2 separate regions of the Mus musculus genome follow, and region 2 is linked to region 1. The links are chromatin loops, found by intact Hi-C in ENCODE. Cell type or tissue: left cerebral cortex. All regions are shown on one strand.

The links. Peaks named below come from ENCODE experiments on the same cell type or tissue, not always from the same donor. Only the 100,000 strongest peaks of a DNase experiment are listed, where the experiment ranks them.
Region 2: it touches region 1 in a loop (6-fold over the local background); 5 of 42 quality-filtered maps call a loop at or near these places.

Annotation. Positions count from the first base shown.
Region 1 is chr9:75,192,875-75,200,874 of GRCm38, forward strand. It overlaps Myo5a (myosin VA), which reads left to right. Exons shown (of 41, transcript NM_010864.2): 31 at 1,065-1,263; 32 at 3,252-3,326; 33 at 4,769-4,862. Among named protein-coding and RNA genes, the nearest start is that of Myo5c, 35 kb to the right of the region's middle. In left cerebral cortex, a CTCF peak has its summit at 4,651; DNase peaks (open chromatin) are centred at 1,626, 2,169, 3,687 and 4,562; H3K27ac peaks cover 7,318 bases.
Region 2 is chr9:75,243,045-75,251,044 of GRCm38, forward strand. It overlaps Myo5c (myosin VC), which reads left to right. Exons shown (of 41, transcript NM_001081322.1): 3 at 1,926-2,091; 4 at 3,094-3,238; 5 at 6,689-6,845; 6 at 7,329-7,472. Among named protein-coding and RNA genes, the nearest start is that of Gm33750, 9.6 kb to the left of the region's middle. In left cerebral cortex, CTCF peaks have their summits at 1,693 (motif pointing left) and 2,623; DNase peaks (open chromatin) are centred at 188, 1,009, 2,650, 3,210 and 3 more places; H3K27ac peaks cover 7,721 bases.

The DNA.
Region 1 (8,000 bases):
TCTCGTTGTTGTGAGGCTGCCCAAGAGCAGTGGCAAGTGACTGCTTCAGCATTCTCTGGTTACGGTGAGATTTGGAGCAAAGAAGTCAGGATAACCACGTGAGCTCAGCAGCTCACTTCCAGGGAAAACCACATAGAATTAGCTGTGTCTCCCTAACTTATTTATCAGTCCTAACAATGTCTGTATCTTAAAAATCCCATCAAATTTTTCATTTTAGTGATTACAATTTTAAGATTTTATACTGTTAAATTGGGTTCTGCTTTTTCTGCTTTGTTCTAACCATAACCATTGGCATTAACCACAGTGTTGTTGGTTGACTCTGTCTTGAAACTTCATAAATAATAGCTAAAATGTTTAGTCCACTATTTATAGTTTGCTCACAATGGCATCAGTAAGTTTATTCAGCAGTTAGTAACAAATAACATTGGGACTAAATGCCTTTTTCTTCATGTTAGTTAATTCTTGACTATAACTTTATATCTTGTTAGGACTCCATTACTGATATGTAATTTCTTGGGGAGAGATATTACAGCTCTATACATTCACATTCACACACACACACACACACACACACACATACACACACACACACACACACACACACACACAAAAGAATTACAAAACCACTAAACTGGATTTGGATAAATCTATGGGTTTCCAAGTAGTGCGCCAGCTTTCTGTCCTTAGATAAGTGGGCAATATTAAACATTATTCTGGTTCAACCTGTGCCTGAAATCAATGACTATGTCTCTAAAGGTCTATTTTATTAGATTGAGAGTATATAATCTTGCTCTTCATAATGCAGCTGTTTGTTTGTTTGTTTGTTTATTGGCAATGATACTATCTATGCCAATTAAAAGAGAACTTCATACAATTCAAAAAGATACAAATGTGGACAAGTTAGTTTCCATTACTGGCATCTGAGTTTCATGACATTATTAGGGTCAGGAGATGCACAGATGGTATAGAGTATCTGCTTTTCCTGTTTCTTTCAAAGGAGTGTGTAGCTTTGTACCCATTAGTGTGAACTCAACTACTCTACAAACTGTGTGGCCTCTCTACAGGCTCTTAGAATCCCAGCTACAGTCACAGAAAAGAAGCCATGAGAATGAGGCTGAGGCCCTCCGTGGGGAGATCCAGAGCCTAAAGGAAGAAAACAACCGGCAACAGCAGCTGCTGGCCCAGAACCTGCAGCTGCCCCCTGAGGCCCGCATTGAGGCCAGCCTGCAGCATGAGATCACCCGGCTGACCAATGAAAACCTGGTAAGGAGAGGGGCAGTGACCCTCTGCTGTATGTTCTTTTAGAAAAAGCACAGCCTTTTCTTTTTGGGAAAGATACTCTGCTGTCCCTAATAGAAAGGAAAATATGAATGTGTTGGTAGAAATGAATCAAAATAATAAAATCGTACCGACTATTTCTCATAGCAGTCTCTTGAGCAGTTGAGCCCCTCAGACCTCACATGGAGTGTCTGGTCTGGCCTGGAGTCTCCGGAAGAGAGTAACCTGACTACCTGCTAGGCTTTGAGTGGCAGGGAGACACAGCTACAGACCATTTTCCTCTGATCTCAGGCATCCAGGGAGGAGGCCTTCCAGCCTGTCTAGCCGACAAGCCAGGGAAGATTCTTGGTTGAGTCAAGCAGGAGCTATGTGTTGTCACTGGATACAGAGCTTCTAAAACGGGGCAGAGGGACTAGAATTGAACTTGGCACATTCTCTCGTTTTAAGCAGAGCCTGTATGGTAAAGAGGAAGGTGATTTTGCTGTTCCCCTTCCAGATTCTGAATGCTCACACAGACTCTCTAAGACCTTCTTTTTTCTTATTCCTTCCATTTTTTTTAACCAAAATAAAATATCTTCTATATTTTTCTTTATCACATTTACATCTATGTAAATTTTACAGATATACTTATTGCATAAAAGTCAGTTAAAGATTATAATTATTCATTTTTGCATAAAATCTGTTCTCTAGTGACAGATGAAAAAGTAATACCTTTTAAGATCCACAGTAAGACGTGTCTGAATTTCTCTGAAGGTCTAATTCCATTAGTGATAACTGAGAGTACAGATAGTTCTCTACCACCATATGTTCACCCATATTTTACCTAGATTGGAAAAAGTGTTTTCTTTCCAGTCTACTGTGTGTATGAAGCTCCGTGGTAGGAGTTGGGGAGGAGCAAGGACGGTGCCTGTGCTCTTTCAGAGCAACTGCACCTTGATAGGGACGGCTTCTGAGTCAGAAAATGTTCTTCAAAAGTTATGTTTTACTCTCTTTGCTGATATGACTAACAATGCTGTTGATGATTAATTGATAAATATGTGGAATAATACTGACTGATCAGTGTACAGATTCTTTGCTTCTGAGTGATTGCCTTAAAATGCTGACAGTGTGTGAAATGGGTTTGTTTCTGGGTGGCAGATTCTAAATTTGTTCACTAAGTTAATCAAGTGTTGCTCACCCTTATAACTCTTCTGTACTATCAGTATTTTGTATCTAACTCAGAAATGAACAAACCTTACACTCAAAATAGAAGTCTCTGGTTAGTTTGTTTTAGGCTATCCTTTGCAGATCATCTGCTTGTGCCATTCGTTACACTGACTGCTAATTTGAAGAATATTATCAAAGTCAAGTGTATGAAAGGATATTCTTTCTCAGTTTTAATTACACATTTGTTAGGATTCACTTGAGCAGAATATTAAGGTAAGCACGTCTGGGCTTAGTGCTTCTGAAGTTTTGCTGCACATGAACACACACGCACACACACTGAACACACACCAGCACACATAGGAATGGCTTTCTTACTCCTCAGGTGCACAGGCTTCACAGGTCTCCCCATGCTGCCTCTCACCAGCTCCACAAGTTGCAAACAGGACCGGGGTGCTAGCAGTGCTCCTTCCTGCCTTTTTATGTCATTGCCTTCCTTGCCCTTGCTGCTCTGATAGTGACTGGACAAGCAGCAGCTTGAGAGAGTCACATGTGAGGGAGCAGTAAAATGCTGGGAACTGAAACGTCAGCCTTCTCTGGTCACTATGGTTCCCTGTTCTAGTGACAACATCCTGGCCATCACCTATTTCCACTGTTCATGTGAAATAGAGACTCATCTATACATGGTAATAGCAGGTGGCAAATTGGAACCTGTGAGTAGATATAGTTTCGTTACATGTGTTTTAAAGTATTTTTAAGTTAATTTTGCTGAGAGGTAGCACTTGCTCAAAGACACAAGAAACAAATATCCATTGTACCTGTTTTTTCAGTATTTTGAGGAATTATATGCAGATGACCCTAAGAAGTATCAATCCTATCGGATTTCACTTTACAAAAGGATGATTGTATGTAAAACACAGTGCTTTTCTGTTGTCCTCTGCTACTTCTAGCCTTCTCTAACTGAAGAGCACACTGCTGTCTGTCACTGCCCAGGAGGTCTCTTCAAAAATATTCACAAAATCTCTTCCCCCCACCCCCCACAGCTATCTTTAGCCAGCTATCTTTTGGTGTCCCGTGTCCACTGTGTTTGGTTTGTTGTTAACCCAAGGCTTACAGTGTGATGGAAGCAATTGATTTCAAAGATAGAGTCAAATTCAGGAAGCATAACCCAGCACTGGGAATGTGAGCAGCTGTTTCCTCAGAATCACTAGTCAGATGTCTGAGCCCAGTTCTGAGCAAGCTAGAGAATGAATCAGCATTATCAAATGCTGTTCTTCTCTAAGACTCAGTGGCAACCCCCAGCCAGCTCCACTGACTCATGTCTGACCTTTCGAAGCTTTCTTAGTCTGGTCATGCCCACTTCCCTCTTCCTGAGTATCTAACTGCCTGTCCTTGGAGAGAATTCTTTACTAAATAAAGCCAGTATCTTACCTTCCATTTAAAAACACAGGTTTTCTTTCTCTCTTTTTCACATTTTACATTAGGCACTCAAACTTCATTTTTTTTAAATATATATATTGTGCAAGATTTGTGGGTATCTTTTATTACCTGGCATTTGGGTCTTATGCCAGCAGAACCCCACTCCCACCCCGAGGCAAGCTTTCACTACAACCCAGGCGGGCCTTGAATTCTCTCTGACTTCCTGGTACTTGGGTTATAGTCATGTACCTTCATGCTATGTAGCAGAAAGTTCTTTATCCTTTTGTTGTTATTACTTTTTTGTTGTTTGATTTGGTTTTGTTTGGCTTGTTTTTTTAAGGCAGTCTCTATATGTAACTCTGGCTGGCCTTGAACTCACAGAGATCCACCCACTACTGCCTTCTGAGTACTTGAATTAATGGTGTATGCCAGAACACCTGGCTCAGCTTACTTTTAGTTTCCCCAACTTCTTCATGTTTCGTAGGCGTTAAGGCTGAGTTTAGAACAGGTAACGCATAGCTGTGCTTTACTCACGGAGGGTCAGTCTTTTCCTAAGTGCAGCTGTCCTCAGCTCTCACAGACCTTGTATGCACTCATCAGAGCTCATCTTTGCCCAGTCCCCCTCACAAGTGACAGTGAGTCTGAGATGTTTCCATAGGAGCCTGCTGGGAGGCTTCCATCACGCTGTAGGCTGTAGCTGTAAGGAGCTCACTGCAGTGTCAGCCTTGCCTTCACTCACCGCAGTGTCAAAGCCTTGCCATCACCGGAGCTGCACCTCCTTTGTCTGCCAGTTTGAGCCAGGCGGTGGCTCCACCTGCAGCTTTTATGTGAAACTAACAGTGTGTTGCTGTGATTCCATCTGTGCGCCCTTTGTGCCTGTGCTGAGCCTGTTCTCATCTTTCTGACATAATTCTCATTTTGATCCTAGGATCTGATGGAACAACTTGAAAAGCAGGATAAAACTGTCCGGAAACTGAAGAAACAACTGAAAGTCTTTGCCAAAAAAATTGGTGAACTAGAAGGTACTTAAACATTTTTTAACAGCATTTGTCAAATTTTATGTCCATTGCTAGTGACCTGGTAGAGAGTTACAGGTGAGTTTTTAGAGAAAATAATCAAAATTACTTTTGACAATCTTAACCTCTGCGGAATGAAAAATTCTTCTATGTATGGGAATAATTTTCCTAGTAACATAACAGTAAGTTACAAAGGGAGAAAATTCATTCAACAAACAGCTAACACATGCCAGAGTCTGCCCTAGTCAGTACAGCATGTGCTTAAGAGCAAGGATTCTAGAGCCAGCTTCTTGATTCAAGTCCTGTGCCTCTCTCCTACCTACTAGGCTCAGAATATGTGCGTGGTGCTGAGCCTCTCCATGCCTCAGTTTTCCCACATCCTCACTGGGAATGATAATGGTGCCTCTCAAACATGGTCTCTAAGAACTGAATGAGTTAATGTGGGCGGCACATCTGCAATAGCAACATACCTGCTACACACAATCTAATTGTTACCACTAGAGCTACAAAAGGGAATGTGGTAGAGTATCCTCAAAGAACTCACGACCTAATAAAAAAAAAGAAATTAATCAGGAAATATGAATTATAATTATAAAGAAACATGATTTTTAAAATCATTTCTATATAAAAAAGGTATGCTCCTTGAGAAAAAAATCCATGGAAGCATACTGCTGTTGTCCTGTGAGTTAGTCTGATCATCCAGCAAGTTTTATTGCGTGTGCCTAGGTGCTGGTGCAGTTGCAGGTGCTTGAGATCCAGCTGTGAGTGAGACCAAAGCAACCACTGAGTTCATTCCAGCCACCCTCTCACATCTCAAGGCACCTGAGGAACAGAACTTCAAAGATAAAATTCCCTTTAAGCCATTTTAACCACAAATGATGTGCTCATCCTGGCCATCTATCATATTCTCTACTTGTCATCTTTGTGACTCTCATGTGGCACAAAGGATAGAAAGAGCCCACCACTCCATCACACTGAGTCATAACTGTTCTTCCGTCTGTCTGGCAGTCCCAGTCAAGCCCTGCTCATTCTGTGGAACTAAAGGCACTTGTCACATCCTCAGAAGCATCCTGATCGCACCACCAACCTCAGGACCTGCTTTCTGTATTTGGTTCATACTTTCTATGGTTTTTCACTCTTAAATTTTTGGCAGTTTTTCTGTTTGAATTACTGGTTTCTATGCTTGACTAAGAGCTTTCTGGGCATGGAAATCACCTCTTATTTTTCACAGTTACAACAATGAACATAGTTTCTGACCTTTGATAACCCTTCTATTCTTGACTGAATAAATAAGTTTTAAAAATATTTAGAGCATATAGTGCCACAGATGTTAATGTCAAAGAGGTTATTACTCTCATTAATATGCAAATACTGAAATGTTTGTTTAGATATCAGAACAATTACTTTATAACCACATATTTTGTATAGACCATTAACATTACATTATTCATATATTACATTAAAACTTGTGAAACTCCAGGGGCTGGGGAGCTGCCTTGGTGTATAAAGCACTTGCTATAAAACTGTGAGGACTGGATCCCAAAATCCTGCATAAGCTGCTGTCAGGCATGACCACTGCCTGCAATCCTAGGTTTAAAGTGCCAGGGACAGGTGATTTCCCACAAACTGTCTAGCTGGACAAGCTGAAACAACAAGCTCTGTGTTCAGGGAGAGACTCTACCTCTCAACACATGAGGTAGAGATAAATGAAGAAAGATACCCAATATAACCTTGAGCCTTCACATACACACATGTGCATCGACCTACATGCTTACATGAACATGCATATATTCCATGCATACAAATACAAGAAGAAAAAGCTTCAAACCCCAGGTTTATATATATGAGCTATAATGTTTATCAGCAGTACTTAGAAATCCAGGTTCTTTTTTACAGAGAACTTTCTACACTGAACTGACGCCATGGCAAGACAGGAGAGTATTTGTAAAAACTCTGCTATAAGGGTATTAACCTGTAAGGTTATTAAATTAGTGGCTCTTTGCCAACATTAATGAATGTGAATAAATATAAAAACCGTTTTTATCTCACATTTGAAATCAGTTTCTTAAATGGTATGCTTTGAAATGTAATTAAAGAGAGAAGATATTTCAAGATGCTATTGGGCTATTATCAATTAGAAATCAAACTTTTCAGCTAAACTGTCCTGATAGCCAAGCAAAAAATAGTATTTATGCTAGAAGCTCATGGATTAAATAAGAAAAAGTCATATTTATTCTTAAGAAAATTTATATTTTGAGTTAAATTATTTGCATCTAGCTAAAATGAAATAGGCTCATATGCCTAGGGTACCTCCCTAGGTGTCCATTGTCTACACCCTGCCAAAGTAGTGAATAAACGTGACACACTCTTCTGACACTCATCTCTTTCTCTCTGGGTCTGTGTTCTATAGAAAAATACCAGTCTTTGTGCAACAAAGCACCATCTAATAAAAGTTTATTAATGCATATTAATGTTTTTTAATGTGTTAAAACATTTAAACCCTTTAGCCTTAAATTGAAATAGCAAGATTCTTGCCTTTCCTGTGGACTATATTTAATTGAGGACACTTTTTATAAAACACTTTTTAAGAGAAAAAAATGGAAAATAGAAATTATGCAGCTAAGTAGAGAGTGTTTCAAAATCTGGTCTTCATGGTGCTCTATTTTAATCCAGGAGTAGGTGTTATATCTTGATTTTCATTTAAAAAAAAAAAGTCAGACCTGAAAGTATCCTAGAAGCCAGGAACTTTTTTGATTTAAAAAACAAAACAAAACAAAACAAAACCCTAGAACTATAAGTTATTTACCCAATACCCTGCCTGTTAGATAGTAGGTCTAGAACCTGAGCCTTCAACATCTTGACTGTTACATAGTAGGTCTAGAGCCTGAGCCTTCAATATCCTGCCTGTTAAATAGTAGGTCTAGAACCTGTGCCTTCAACACCTTGACTGTTACATAGTAGGTCTAGAGCCTGAGTCTTCAACACCCTGCCTGTTAGATAGTGTAGCTCTAGAACCACAGCTTTCAACACCCTGCCTATTACATAGTAGGTCTAGAACCTCAACCTTCAATACCCTACCTGTTAGATAGTAGATCTAGAACCTTGGCCTTCTGATTTCTCTGCTCTAGATCCGTCTTTCCAGAA
Region 2 (8,000 bases), 50 kb after region 1:
ATACGAGGTTCCAGATTCGTCTCCAGATGTGTGCCTCTGCTGTGTTCCAAGTGCTCAGCCATCAGCTGCTGCAGTTTCTGGGTCTCACTCAGTACAGCCTGGGCAGAGGAGGAACTTGGAGGGAAGTAGTCTGATCCCGAGGCAGGATCCAGATAGGAAGAGGGAGCTCGCTCTCGGGGAGAGGTAGGAGGTGTGGAAGGAGACTGCAGAGCTAGAAAGCCAATCTAGGGTGTATAGATTATATAAGGGCTGGGAGGGTGTGTGGAGGGCACAGAGACAGAACCAGAAGGCTCGGGCTTCCTCCAACGCTCCAGTGGGCTGTGCTGCTGCAGAGTTACAGCCACAGGCCATCCCAGTCTTTTGATCATCAGCAACCAAAGATTTCATTATCAGCTTTAAGAAGCCACCCCTCTGGGTTCACAGCTAACACTGACTTTGTGCTGTTAGACTCAAGTGTTAGATGCAAAGCTGGATCAACTCTCTGTGCTCCATTGGATTCAGGGGTGGGCGGGGAATTCCTTATAAACGTTCAATGCTGCAATTTACAAAATACACAGAGACATGCCACATACTACTTCCGGGCATCTGGTCCTGGATATCAGACCTTTCCTGAGATCTCAGAAGTTGCAGAGAAGGAAAGATCCATGCTCTGGGGTCAGGCATCACCACTTGTTAAGTCCGTATCCCTTACTCTCCACACACAGCCAAGGAGCTAATGACATTGTGACATCACAGGTCCTGAAGTGGAGGCATCTTGCAGGGTGGCTTGCTCTTCAGTAGCTCTCTGTAACTGAACGCCACACTGGGTCCTAAGTACCTCAGGAAGCTGAGCCTAGGGAGGGAAGACTTGAGAAAGCAGCTGCTTGTGCAATTAGCCGGCTCCAGGTGGCTGTTCCCTGGCCAGGGACGCAGAATGGCAGGCAGCCAGTGCCTCTTACCTTAACCCTTCCTTGTACCAGAGGACAAAGCTTGCTTTGTGAAGAGTATGTCACCCCTGCCTCCATCTCTCAGTCTCATGTTTTCCCCTCCCCCAGAGATGACTAGCTAGCTGATAAGCTCTCTCTTTCTCCCTCTCTCCCTCCTCCCCTTCAACGTGTCAACTAAGGACCCACTTGGCAATTTCAGAGCCATGAGGCACCTTAGGCTGTGTTGTCCTAGCAACAGCATCTTTCCACGTGTCCATTCCCAAGGCCCCTATGGTAGACATAGGGTGGGGCCACTGGATGCATGCTCATGGGCTTCCTACCACCTTCCATCACAGCCTCTTCAGCTCTGAGGACCCCTTCACAGAAGAGGGGAGTCAGGTAGAGGAAGGGGACTTGCTTTAAGACACACAGTCAATGATCTGATGCCCTGGCTCCCAGTTTTTCATTGCCTTGAGTCACCTATAAAGGTTATTTCCTTTTTCCTCTACTTAAAGTTTCTAAGACAGGTGTGGTGACACTCAACCTGTATTCCCAGCAGTTCTGAGGCAGGAGGATAGAGGGTTTGAAGTCAATTTGGACTACCTAGTAAAGGACTTTGTCTCAAAAAAATGTTGTGGGGGCTGGAGAAATGGCTCAGGGGTTAAAATTACCTGCTGCCCTTGCAGAGGACCGGGGTTCAATCCAGGGACCCACATGGTGACTCACAGCCATTTGTAACTACAGCTCCAAGGGGGGGAAATCCAACGTCCCCTTGTGGCTGCTGCAGGTACTGCATAAATGTCATGCATATACACACTAGCAAGCAAACCATCCACACACATATACCCACACACAAATAACCTCTTAAAAAGTGTGGGGTGTGGTTGTTTTGATTTGGGTTTTGGTGGTGTTGTTTTAATGTGAGAAGTGCGTCTATGGGAGGTGGATAGGAGGAGACAGTTTAGCAGAAATACCGAAGGTCCTCTATTTCTAGAAGTTTACGTCTGTCTTTGTTTATAGGAGCTGGAATACCCTGTTGACCCAGGGTCACTGCCTCCGCTTCGGAACCCTGACATCCTGGTGGGTGAGAATGACCTCACAGCCCTCAGCTACCTCCATGAGCCCGCAGTGCTGCATAATCTCAGAATCCGCTTCGCAGAGTCCAAACTCATCTACACCTACAGTGGTAAGGATACAGTACGACACCCTCACCCCCAGGCCTACCGTCTGCGTGCCCCGAGCACTCTCGATGCTGAGTGTTGAGAGTGTGTGTAAAAAGAGGTGTCTGTGTAAGGAGAACTGCTCGTGGGAACGAAGATGGACTAGGAGGAAAGATCACCATGGGCTCGTGTCTGAGTCTCTCACCACATCCAACACACTTATTACTTCTTGGGACATTGTTGTCATTGTTACATTTACGTTGGGACTTTCAAAAACGCAGTTCTTTTCCCCATGTGTCACCCCACCCAGACATCAGAACAGCCTTAGAGGAAGGTGACTGTCAGATAACCGAGATTCAGAGCATTGAGTGACTGGACCCAGGTCAAGCACAAGCTTTCAGTGAAGAACTGGAGAGGCAGGTGGATCTCTGAGTTCGAGGCCAGCCTGGTCTAGAATGAGTTCCAGGACAGCCACGGCTACACAGAGAAACCCTGTCTCGACAAACCAAAAAAAAAAAAAAAAGAATTTAAAAAGAACTGGGACTTCTGGAAAAAGCCTGTGGGGGGCGGGTGTCTTCTTCTATTTTCTGTTGCTGTAATATAGAATATCTGAGACTAGATAACTAACAGAGAACAGAAGTTTGGTTCGTGGCTCTGGAGGCTGAAGAACACTGCTGGCACCTACTAAGCACCTGGTGAGGGTTTCCTGATGTGAGGCAGAGCAGGTGTACAGATGCCAGTCTCTGTGGGGTCCCCAATCCTCAGGACCAAAGACGGATCTCCAAGTGCTAGTAACATGTGAAGGGTGAGCAGTAAGTTCCCAGCCCACTGACTGCTGGAAGGACAACCGTGGATAGGGGAGGTCCCTGAAACCAAAGGCCAGCCATCTTGATTATGTTCCATAACCTATGTGCATCAAGAGTTTGACATAAAAAGAAGGTGTATTCAAGGGGGAGGTCACCCGCAAAGGAGCGGCTGGGATAAAACTCCAGGCGAGTCTGCTAACCGCACTTCACCTCTTTCCTCAGGAATCATTTTGGTGGCCATGAATCCTTACAAACAGCTACCAATATACGGGGATGCCATCATCCACGCCTACAGCGGACAGAACATGGGTGACATGGACCCACACATCTTTGCGGTTGCAGAGGAGGCCTACAAGCAGATGGCCAGGTAGTTTGCTGCCAGACCGGCCTTCCTCGGCTCTTCCTCTCTCTGCCTCTACTCTCTCTGCCTCTGCTCAGCCCTCACAGTGAAAGGAAGCTGTTTTGAGCTCAGAAGTCAGGTCTGTGTTTCCCTGCAGCCCGTTTGGCTGGGGGAGGACCTAGTGACTCTGCAGCGTGAGATGTCTGTGGTTTGTGGTCTGGTTTTGATCCAGTTTAAGGAGGCAGCCTCACTGCCAGCTAAGCACAGGTTCTAGCCACAGGTTTGGATTTTAACCTGGTGCCCTCACCTCGCTTTTGCATGACCCTGCAGATTTTGCTACTGGACTTTTACAAAAATCCTCTTGCAACAAAAGCACTGGGTTCACACTTCAAGCATCACCTTGGTACCCACAGGGCAGCCTGTGATATCCATGCCTTTCCACAGTAACCTAACCCCTGGCATATGCAGTAGGCTAAAGAGAGAGCTGGGCTTTGGGCCCAGATCTTCATGATTCTAGGTGTAAGTTATTTCTCTCATGACTGTCCTCTTGTCATTCTATTGCCCTTGTCTGTAGGATGCTGGAGAATAAAAACACCATCCTAAATTTGTCAAAAACTTTACAGCTTGCAAAAGAATTCTCACACCCAGCGGTCTCCTTCAGGTTTTGCCACACTCCTACAAAGTTCACTGTACTGCTATCTTTCTTCCCATCTTGCATAAGAAACTGAGGCATGGGCTCAGGACTTGCCTCATAATTCTGGGTATAGCGACTGAATAGTCTTCATCTGTGAGGCAGACTCTGGCAGGCTCATTTATGCGCAAGGGAGCCATAGTGATGCAGTAAACAAGACATGGTTTAACAGGGAAGCCTAATGGGCAACCTGAGGCTAAATTTCACTTCTTTCAAGTCATCAGGGACTGAATGATGCCTGCCCCCATCCCTTAAGGGAGACCCATAGCCTCAGGGTCAAGCTGTCTCCTCCATACCCTACTTCACACGGACTAAGAGAAGGGACTGTCCTCCAGATGATAGAGCCCCTACAGAGCAGCATTGCTCGTGGGACATACCCACATGGCCAGATAAGGCTGGCCTACCCTTTGACCATGCCAGTAGCTCAGCCTCTCACAATGGGGTCACGTTCCCAAGAAGGCAAAAAGGATGGATGTCTGAGATGCAGTAAGATTGCTCCCAACCTTAGCACATCCTACTTCTGGGACTTTCTGGCTTCTGAAGACCTCCCAGAAACCCCTGCCGGACATTCTGATGGCCATCATCTGAAGTGACAGTTTGACCATCATCGGTGTGAGGCCAATGGAACTGCAGGGCTATGTCAGTTTCCAGCTTGAATCCGTGTCACTGCGATGAATGGACTGAAGATAAAATGGGCTCGTGGTGGCCTGGCTTGATGATGGACTGAGCCATCTGCCTTTCTTGAGCGACTCTTGTCCGCAACCTTTCTAGGGTCTTCCTTTCCTCCTTTTTGAGAAGAAAGAACTGGACCAGGGACTCTAGCATCACCACAGGAGACTATGTACTGTGACCTGGGGCCAATTTTCATGACAAAGAATCCCAGACTCATACAACTGTAAAATTGTTAAGTGTGCCATAGGACTTTTGTGAGGCATAACAGAGGCATAACAAATGTGAAGTGTTCACCCAGCGTCTACCACCTAAGTGGTGCCGATCCCACGTCAGCAGTATACTGCCATATTCCTATGGCTTGAAAAGCTTACAGCATTATTTTTAAAATATCTTCATTATGTAACAGTGTGTAGGCTTATAGAACACATATGTCCCCAAATATATTTTGAATCGTTGCTCTTAAAATAATATCAGTAGGATGTGCAGAAGTTGCTACTGGGGCTTGAGGAAGCTGTCCTGAGAACCTCTTTGGAAAGCTAGTCTGAGCCTGGCCAATTCCGGGGCAATTCAGTCTATCTCCTGTAAGCTTGGCTCTTTGCACCTAAGTTTACACTTTGTCTAAGCAGCGTGTTTGATGCTGAGGCCCTGCTCTCCTCCTGGGAGGCTGAACTCCCAGACCTTCGAGAAACAGAGGGCAGGCACAGAGCCCCTGGTGTGTGGGTTCCAGATAACAACTTCTTACAGGCCATGAGATCCATTCCCTGGGTCAGGAACATAGCCATTATGACACGAAGAAAACTCATGGGAAGTCTGCACAGGTTTCCTGTGTCTTCCCACCATGGCTTCTCCCCTTGGCTGATCTTGCTCTGAATCTCCTCAGTGTGGTCTATCCTAGTCATGGTTTTGACTGTAAAGCCACACCCTTGTAGTAGTTGATAACCTTGGCCATTATCTTGGGGACCTCAAAACAAAGGGACAAAGGTCAGAGCAGGAAACACTGTGTGTTCTCTGTAGCCACAAATTTTTAAAAGCTAGAAGGAAGTCCATTGAATATTTGGACCCCTGGGGCAGTTTGCTAACATCCCATTTTCTAAAATAGACATACATACATACATACATACATACATACATACATACATGATTATAGATAGAGAGAGAGATAAAAGGTAGATAGATATATAGATTAGATAGATAGATAGATAGATAGATATAAGGTAGTTAGATAGATAGATAGATTAGATAGATAGATAGATAGATAGATAGATAGATAGATAGATAGATAGATAGATAAAAGGTAGTTAGATAGATGATAGATAAATAGATTAGATAGATAGATAGATACATACATACATACATACATACATACATACATAGGTACAAAGATACATGGATAGATAGATAATAGGTTGGTAGATAAATACATAGATACATAGATGATAGATAGGTAAATAGATGGCAGATTAGATAGATAGATAGAAGGTAGGTAGATTGATTGATAGATAAATAGATAGATGATAGATTAGGTAGCTAGATAAATAGATAGATGATAGATTAGATAGATAGATGATAGATTAGATAGATAGATAGATAGATAGATAGATAGATAGATAGATGATAGATTAGATAGATAGAAGGTAGATAGATAGGTAAATAGATGATAGATTAGAAAGAAAGAAAGAAAGAAAGAAAGAAAGAAAGAAAGAAAGAGAGAGAGAGAGATAAGATAGATGATAGACAAATGATACAGCCTTTTGTTTTGTTGTTGTTGTCATTGTTGCCATTGTCCTTTTTGTTCCTCTGTTTGTTTGTTCTAAGACAAGGTCTCTTGTAGCCCAGGTTGGCCTCTAATATCCTACATAGCTGAGGATGACCTTGAACTTCAAATTCTCCTGCCTCCACTTCCTCAGTGCATCACCATGCCTGGCTTATGGAGAACTGAGGGTCAAACCCAGGGCTTCATGCATGGTAGGAAATCACCATACTGGCCAAACCACCTCTCTCTACCTCCTACTCTCATCCTCTTCAGGAACAGGTCTTGATATGTTGCCTTTTTAGTGGAGAGAAGTTAAGCTTTCTTAGTACATCTCAGTGCATCTCTCATGTGTTGCTTTTAGGAACAATAGAAATCAGTCCATAATCGTGAGTGGAGAATCAGGAGCCGGGAAGACTGTCTCTGCACGCTATGCCATGAGGTACTTCGCTACCGTCAGCAAATCGAGCAGCAATGCCCATGTGGAGGACAAAGTCTTGGCATCCAATCCCATAACTGAGGTAGGCACAGTACAACTGAAGAAGGAGATGCTGAGGGCTGGAGGTGCAGGGGGGTGGGGGCAGGGAGGGAGGTGGTGGCTCTGGGCATGTAGCTATGTTGTTGATGAGACTTCTTCCCTTAAAGACCCAAGGAATGAGGGTGGCAAGAACAGGGATACAAGTTCTGTGTGTGCATGATGTCACTCACATACATACATACTTTTAAAAGAATCGTGGATGTGGGAAGGCACATTCAGTCCGTGACAGCAAGATACATACGTTTCCATATTGCAAGTAGAAGACATGAAAAAGTAAGCTAACTTTTACAGCATTCTACAGATAGCAGAAATGGACCCCAGGGCTGTGAAGCCCAGAATCCATGCTCCTTCAGACTCAGGAGAACCAGGCTGCTCTTCTCCAGCTCCAAGCTTCTCCCCTAACTTGCCCAGCATCCTTGAGTGACATAGGATGTCACTGGTCAACACTGAACCTTGTGTGTTCTAGGCTGTTGGAAATGCCAAGACCACCCGCAATGACAACAGCAGTCGGTTTGGGAAATACACAGAGATCAGCTTTGATGAGAGAAACCAGATCATTGGCGCCAATATGAGAACTTACCTCCTGGAGAAGTCCAGAGTTGTCTTTCAGGTGAGAATGGAGGTATTAAACTGGGGCTGGAGAGATGGCTCAGCGGTTAGAAGCACTGCCTGCATCTCTACAGGTCATGAGTTCAATTCCCAGCACCTCGTGGTGGCTCACAACTATCTGTGGTGAGATCTGATGCCCTCTTCTAGTGTGCCTGAAGAGAACAACAGCGTACTCACATACATACATAAGTAAATAAAACTTTTTACAAAATAATTTTTAAAAAGCCTTAAACCTCCTTGTCCTTAGCTCCAAATACTCAGACTCCTGGGACACCTGCGGCATCTGCAGCCAGAAGGATCCAGTCTGGCAGGCTTTCCTGTCCTCTTTGGGGTCTTTATCTGTTCTTTCTTTCAAAAGCAAAAGTTGATGTATAGATGTGGCCTCGTGAGAACTGAGAATAAAGGCTACTGTTTTTGGATTGGGGAGAAAAGAAAACCCTTATAGTTTAAAAATCTGCCGTATCTTTCTCATACATGAACACTGAAGCAGGCAGGGCCGCCAACCTGACTATCCTGTTGGTGAGAAAGG